2 separate regions of the Homo sapiens genome follow, and region 1 is linked to region 2. Evidence: chromatin loops called from intact Hi-C (ENCODE). Cell type or tissue: Caco-2. All regions are shown on one strand. Each heading gives the region's core, and the rest is flanking DNA. Links, peaks and the distances in the headings are about the cores only. Region 1 holds the start of LOC105370228 (a long non-coding RNA gene). Region 2 overlaps DIAPH3 (diaphanous related formin 3).

Region 1 (2,921 bases), core at 177-2,676, 350 kb before region 2:
CCCAGGCTGGAGTGCAGTGGTGCGATCTTGGCTCACTGCAACCTCAGACTCCCAGGTTCAAGCGATTCCCCTGTCTCAGCCTCCCAAGTGGTTGGGATTACAGGCACGTGCCACCAGGCCCGGCTAATTTTTGTATTTTTAGTAGAGATGGGGTTTCACCATGTTGGCCAGGCTGGTCTTGAACTCCTGACCTCAAGTGATCCGCCTGCCTCAGCCTCCCAAAGTGCTGGGATTACAGGCGTGAGCCACTGCGCCTGGCCAAAGATTTATATATTCATCCATCCATTCCTTCATTCAAGGAGTCTTTAGGAAGCTATAATTCCATGCCTGGCAATGTGCAAGGTGCTGCCCCAAAGTGAGCATAATAAAATCCCCTTTGGAGTTTGGCGAGGAAGACTCACAAATAAACAGACACAAAACAATGTGATCAAGTGATACAGAAGAATACAGGATGCTGGGGAAAGAATGGAGTTTTCCTGGGGTTATAGAGAAGGCTGGAACATACTTCACAGACTGTTTCTTTCAAGGGCGAATAGAAAAGCCAAGATGTAAATGTATAGGTCCAGATGCTGACGTGTAGGAACTGCAATTCATTTACAATGGTCAGAACCTCAGTTGTCTATGGGAGAAGGTGGGGAGAAGGCTAGAGAATAGGCCCATGAAAGGCCTGCCATGTAAGAAGTCTTGGCTTCATGTTGTAAGAAATTCAGAGAAAGAGCTTCTAAACTTGGAAAATCCTGTGGTCTAAATGTTTCCATACCCTGAGAATTCATTTGTTGAAACCTAATCCCCAATGCAACAAAATTAAAATGTGCAGCCTGTAGGAGGTGATTTTTCAAGAGGGATTCACCCTCATGAGTGGGATTAGTGCCCTTAAAAAAGAGGCCTAAGAGAGCTCGTTTCCCCCTTCTACCATGTGAGGACACATAGAAGGCACCACCTCTGAGGAATGGGTACTCACGAGACACCAAATCAGCTGGCACCTTGATCTTGAACTTCTCATTCTCCAGAACTGTGAGCAATACATTTTTATTGTTTATAAATTACCCAGTCTAAGGTATTTTGTTATAGCAGCCCAAATAGACTAAGACAGAAAACATGGCCAACATTTATTAATGATGCCCAACACTCATTTCCAACTTCCTTCTTCCTTGCTCATCTCTCCCTCTCTAGAAGCTGGAAAAAAACAAAACAAAACAAAAAACAACAAAACAAAACAAAACCCATATATTTACTTTCCTGGTCTCCCTTGTAGCTTGCATGACCATGGACCCAGTTCTGGCCAACGTGACCTGAGAGGTCTCATGGGCAGGCTTCTAGGAAAGGTTTCTCTCTCCCTGATAAACAGGAACAGGCCTGTGGGAGGAGCTCTCTCACCACTCTGGCCTCACTCTTGCTTCTTGTCTTTAAATTTTGAGGCCCGAGAATGTGGTGCCTGGTGCTGCAGGGATGTCCAAGATAATCACAAAGACATCAAGCAAGTACCCTAAAATCTGGAGCTGCTGATCTAATCCTCAAATCATATGCCTCCAGGCTTTTGTTACATAAACAGTAAGAATTCTTATGGCTTAGGTCAATATCAGCTGGAGTTTTCTATTACATGCTGCCCAAAACATTTCTAAGAGAGTTAATAATTTGTAAGTAGTTACTAAGAATTACTACAATGTGGTATTCATAAATTAAATTAAACTTATTTTGGAATTTACTAGGGACTCTAAATTAACATTCTACTGGCTTTTAAACAAATTTGCAAACTGCTCACTATTTATACATTGCAGATACTTGAAATTCTTTCTGCTTTTTGAAAGTACCCTTTATCATCAGTGTATCAACAGTATTATGTTGGGTTAGTCATAATTTTCTTCACTACTAGTCTTACTCTTTAATTATATAGGACTGTTCACTTCATCATTATTAATCTAGTTTATTTTGCATTCTTTGGTTAAACTTATAGTGTAGGCTTATTTTCATTTGATCTATAAATTTCCAAATAATAGACTTTACTTCATGTATACATTGTGGTTCCAAATAGAGCTCAACAATGTTGCTACTGATAAAGGAGTAACTCTCAACAAAAAGTTATTTGTCCACGTTTCGTTGGTGTTAGGCTACCAGCGGATTTGTGATTTTTTTTTTTTTAACTTACAATGCTATCACGGTGTCATATTATTACTGGATTATTTTTAAGATTATCTATGAAATCATGCTTATATGTTACGAACAATTCATGTGTATTATGAAATGCAAATGTTTCCTAGTTTCCTCTTTTCCCCTTTCAGGGAAGCATTCTCCAATCTATAAGGGTTGCCAGGTTTGGTCTTACATTTCTTTGGAATACTCCTCTAAGACTGCCAAACAGCACTGCTAATCACCTCGTGGAACTGTGACCCACGGTCCACTCAAGAAGCTGATGCCGTCTTCCCTGAGGGCACCATGTTCCTTTGGTCTCTTTAAACAAGCACATCACACACAGCTAAATGTAGATTGCTCTAGTAGAGCACTAGCAGAGTAAAGGATAAGTTTCTAGCTAACATAAATTTTTTATTTTGTTATCAAAAGGAAAGACACCTTTTGATAACAAAATACCTACCTTCACAAAGAGGTCAGTCTTCCTTCATAGCTGCCTTTCCTGCACACAGAGGAAGTCAGGTCTCCTTACTCAGTTCTCTCCCTGTGGAACTCTCTTCTTCTGGGAGCATTACACTTCTTTACACAGTAAGAGACCCCATTTTCTGGGTTTTTTTTTCCATCATACAATACCCCAAATATAAAACTTCTGTCAGGTGGTAGGGGTCAGGTTCTATTTTCATGTGTAAAAATTGATATAGATTTTCTATTCTGAGTTTCTGTTCCTGTGGTTTCTTCATCTGTAACAAGATAATAATAGTAGCTATCTCAGAGTGAATAGGAAGATTAAGTAA
Region 2 (2,921 bases), core at 112-2,611:
GAATGAATTATAGCTAAGTGTGATAGATAATGAAATGAACAGAGTTCAACAGGTCAGAAAAGTGAGTGTGGTTTAAGAATACCCTTTGAAAAAGTTGACTTTTAAGCTAAAGAGGGATTATGGTAAGGGGTTATAAGGAGTAAAATGAGGGATGAAAGTACAGAGAGGTAAACTATGCAAGGGAGGTGTGAAGGCAATTGATTTAGCAAGTCCTTAGGGGGAAGCACTGGGTGACAGGAGAAGGTGGGCGGACCTCTGAGACTCATGCATGGCTTGTTTTGTAGTTAGTAATTTGATTAGATATAGGCTTAGAATCTTTTTAATTATTTAACGGTAAGAGGGGTTTGTAGGAGCCGTAGTAGTTGTGGGGAATGGTAGTGTTGCTGTGGCTTACGTCAACTGAAGGACATTTGGACAGTTTTTACCTATTAGTTTTTGTTATTTTAATAAAGGAACACAGGTTGAGACTGAGAGAATCAGTAGTCTGAAATTTACCTTCCTTCCCTGTAAAATGGGAATTAAAGCAGTATTTCTTATTTCACAGAGTTTTTGTAATGAAATTTAAGAATGCTTCTTTTTATGCTTCAAAAGCTATAAAGTATGGGGAGAGAGAATGCATGTGTAGGGTTGGGGGTATGTGGAAAATCTCTATTTTCTGCTCAGTTTTGCCGTGAACCTAAAACTGCTCCAAAAAATAGTCTGTTAAGTAAAACCGTAAAGCATTATCTAAACGTTAATTGCAGGGAGGTGGCATAGTTTCATTTGAACTTAGACTCTGAAGGCGGGGAATCTGGCTTTTTAATCTCACATCTTTTACTAGCTATGAGGGACTAGCAACTGCCTCTTAGTGTTATTAAGGACAAAGTAAGATTCCCTTTATAAACTAAGTAAAAATAAAATCCCTTTGTAAACGGTGGAGTTCTACATTGTTGTTATTTTCCTAATTAAGGTTTGAGTGTATTTAAAATGTGGAGGCCACATTTGTGAGATAGTTGCATTTTTTTGATTGATTTTTTTTTTCATTTTTCTTAAGAAAGTCAAATGCTTGTGTTTGTGAGCAAAAAGGAGGTTTTTAGTCATAATAATGGCAAAGTTGAATGTGTTTGAATGCAAGATGAGAACTGGTGATGAGTGGATATATAAATTATTATAGAAAATTCACTGGATTCACCAAATTTTATTGTTTCCTTTTTTTTCCAGAAGGTATTTCACTAGGGACTTTGAAAAATTAATTTATCATTACTTTCCCAAAGATATCAGGAGATATTATGTTGTTACAAGAAAAAAAGTTAGAAACTGAATAGAATGGAGTTGTTTAGTAATAAAAAATATTAAAATGAAATCCTCTAAATCATGTTGATATACTTCAGATAAGTTTCAAGAATAAGTTTTTGCAGGTGGAAGATGCAAGGAATTTGTACAATGCTTTGCTCTCTATTATTTTACACAAAGTCACAATAATATTTAGAGACTTTGAAGAAAAATGCCAATGCTGCAGATAACTGTGGCCAGTTTGCTCTGCAGAGAGAAGGTCACAGACTTGTCTATGGCTTTTTTCTGCCCCCTTGTGAATGAACGATTTTGGTTGGGACCTGGAGGGGCCTAGAGAAAGACTGTAAGTGACTTTTCAAAACTCTATCACTCCTTTCATAAAACCAATTCAGGAATTTGTGTTCTACCGGCAGATCATTCGAGTCACATTTCTATAAGAAGAATAGTGCTTTTCATTTTCATCTTCCTGTTTTTGTTATTATTTTTAATTTGTTTCAGTTTGAAAAAGAGTTTACCGACCACCAAGAAACTCAGGCTGAATTGCAGAAAAAAGAGGCAAAGATTAATGAGCTTCAAGCAGAGCTACAAGCTTTTAAGTCTCAGGTAAAATTCCACTCTGAGTGAATTTGGGTATTAAAAACACAGTGAGGGAGCAAAGGTTATGTTATATCTTCATAGCATCAAAATGTTTAAACTTTAATTTTGCTTGTATATTTTTATAGCATTATTTGTACTGTGTTTTGCTATTTTTTTGTCATTTTTTTCTATATGTATGTATATCTAAGCTTTTACTAATTAATCTGCTTTCTTATGTTTTGTTAGGGTTTTGTTCCTAATGTCACATGTTTCCTAAGTAATTCAGCATAAAGAGTAAGAAAATCTTTTACTCTCAGATTTGTTATTCATCACTGATCTTTATCCCACTACAAGAAATTATTGCTCAAGCTATTTATTTTTTAAAACCTTCAGCCTAGGGGTCCCTTGCAGTAAAAGATAACCTCTAGCTGAATGAGAACATTTTCTGATAATTTTTCAATTTCCAAAGTAAACAGATTTAAAACATGACAAAAAAGAGAGTAAATCTGGATTATGAAGCAGATAGCTCCCATGCACCCTCTACACATAAAACATTTAGATAGCAAGAAATACGTCATCTGCATGCTTTATGTGGATGTAAGTAAGGAGGTAGAATATTCATAGCTAAATTTCTTCATGTAGATTTACGTACAGGATGATGAGCAATAAGTATAGTTTTGCTATTTTCCTTTCATCTTAATTTACAGTTATGTTGAAATAGTCTCAGGTATACTATATCCTATCTTACTGGCAATTTTGTTTTCTTTTAAATGCTTAGTGGATAGTTTTGTTGCTGAGGCTGTCTGGAGATACCTTAAGAGATAGCTATCTGTTAGTATTCAATTTTAGAAAAAAATTAAAATCTCCTATCTACAAGAAAATTATTCTCATTCATCTTCTTTCTTTAGTGCTGCAAGAGGGAAGTATCACATTTTATTGAATTTTTTTTTTTATCTTTCCCATATGGTTCCTTGTCTCTCATATTGAAAGAAACATTTGATTGTGTCTGTACTTCAGACTGAGTTACAGACAGTGGCTGAAATATTTATAACAAGTTTTTCTTGGTCTGGGGT

Evidence for each region. A loop is a pair of places that touch in the nucleus more often than their neighbours do. Peaks named below come from ENCODE experiments on the same cell type or tissue, not always from the same donor. Only the 100,000 strongest peaks of a DNase experiment are listed, where the experiment ranks them.
Region 1: a loop joins it to region 2, with 5 times the contacts of the local background. A loop is called at or near these places in 1 of 110 quality-filtered maps.

What each region holds. Positions count from the first base shown.
Region 1 is chr13:60,328,238-60,331,158 of GRCh38, reverse strand. It overlaps LOC105370228 (a long non-coding RNA gene), which reads right to left and starts at 2,734. Exons shown (of 3, transcript XR_942002.3): 1 at 2,591-2,734. RefSeq lists a silencer at 1,391-1,460. In Caco-2, for the core only: CTCF peaks have their summits at 1,139 and 1,343; a DNase peak (open chromatin) is centred at 1,398.
Region 2 is chr13:59,973,306-59,976,226 of GRCh38, reverse strand. It overlaps DIAPH3 (diaphanous related formin 3), which reads left to right. Exons shown (of 28, transcript NM_001042517.2): 15 at 1,771-1,875. Among named protein-coding and RNA genes, the nearest start is that of DIAPH3-AS1, 38 kb to the left of the region's middle. In Caco-2, for the core only: no CTCF peak of the experiment used is centred there; no DNase peak of the experiment used is centred there.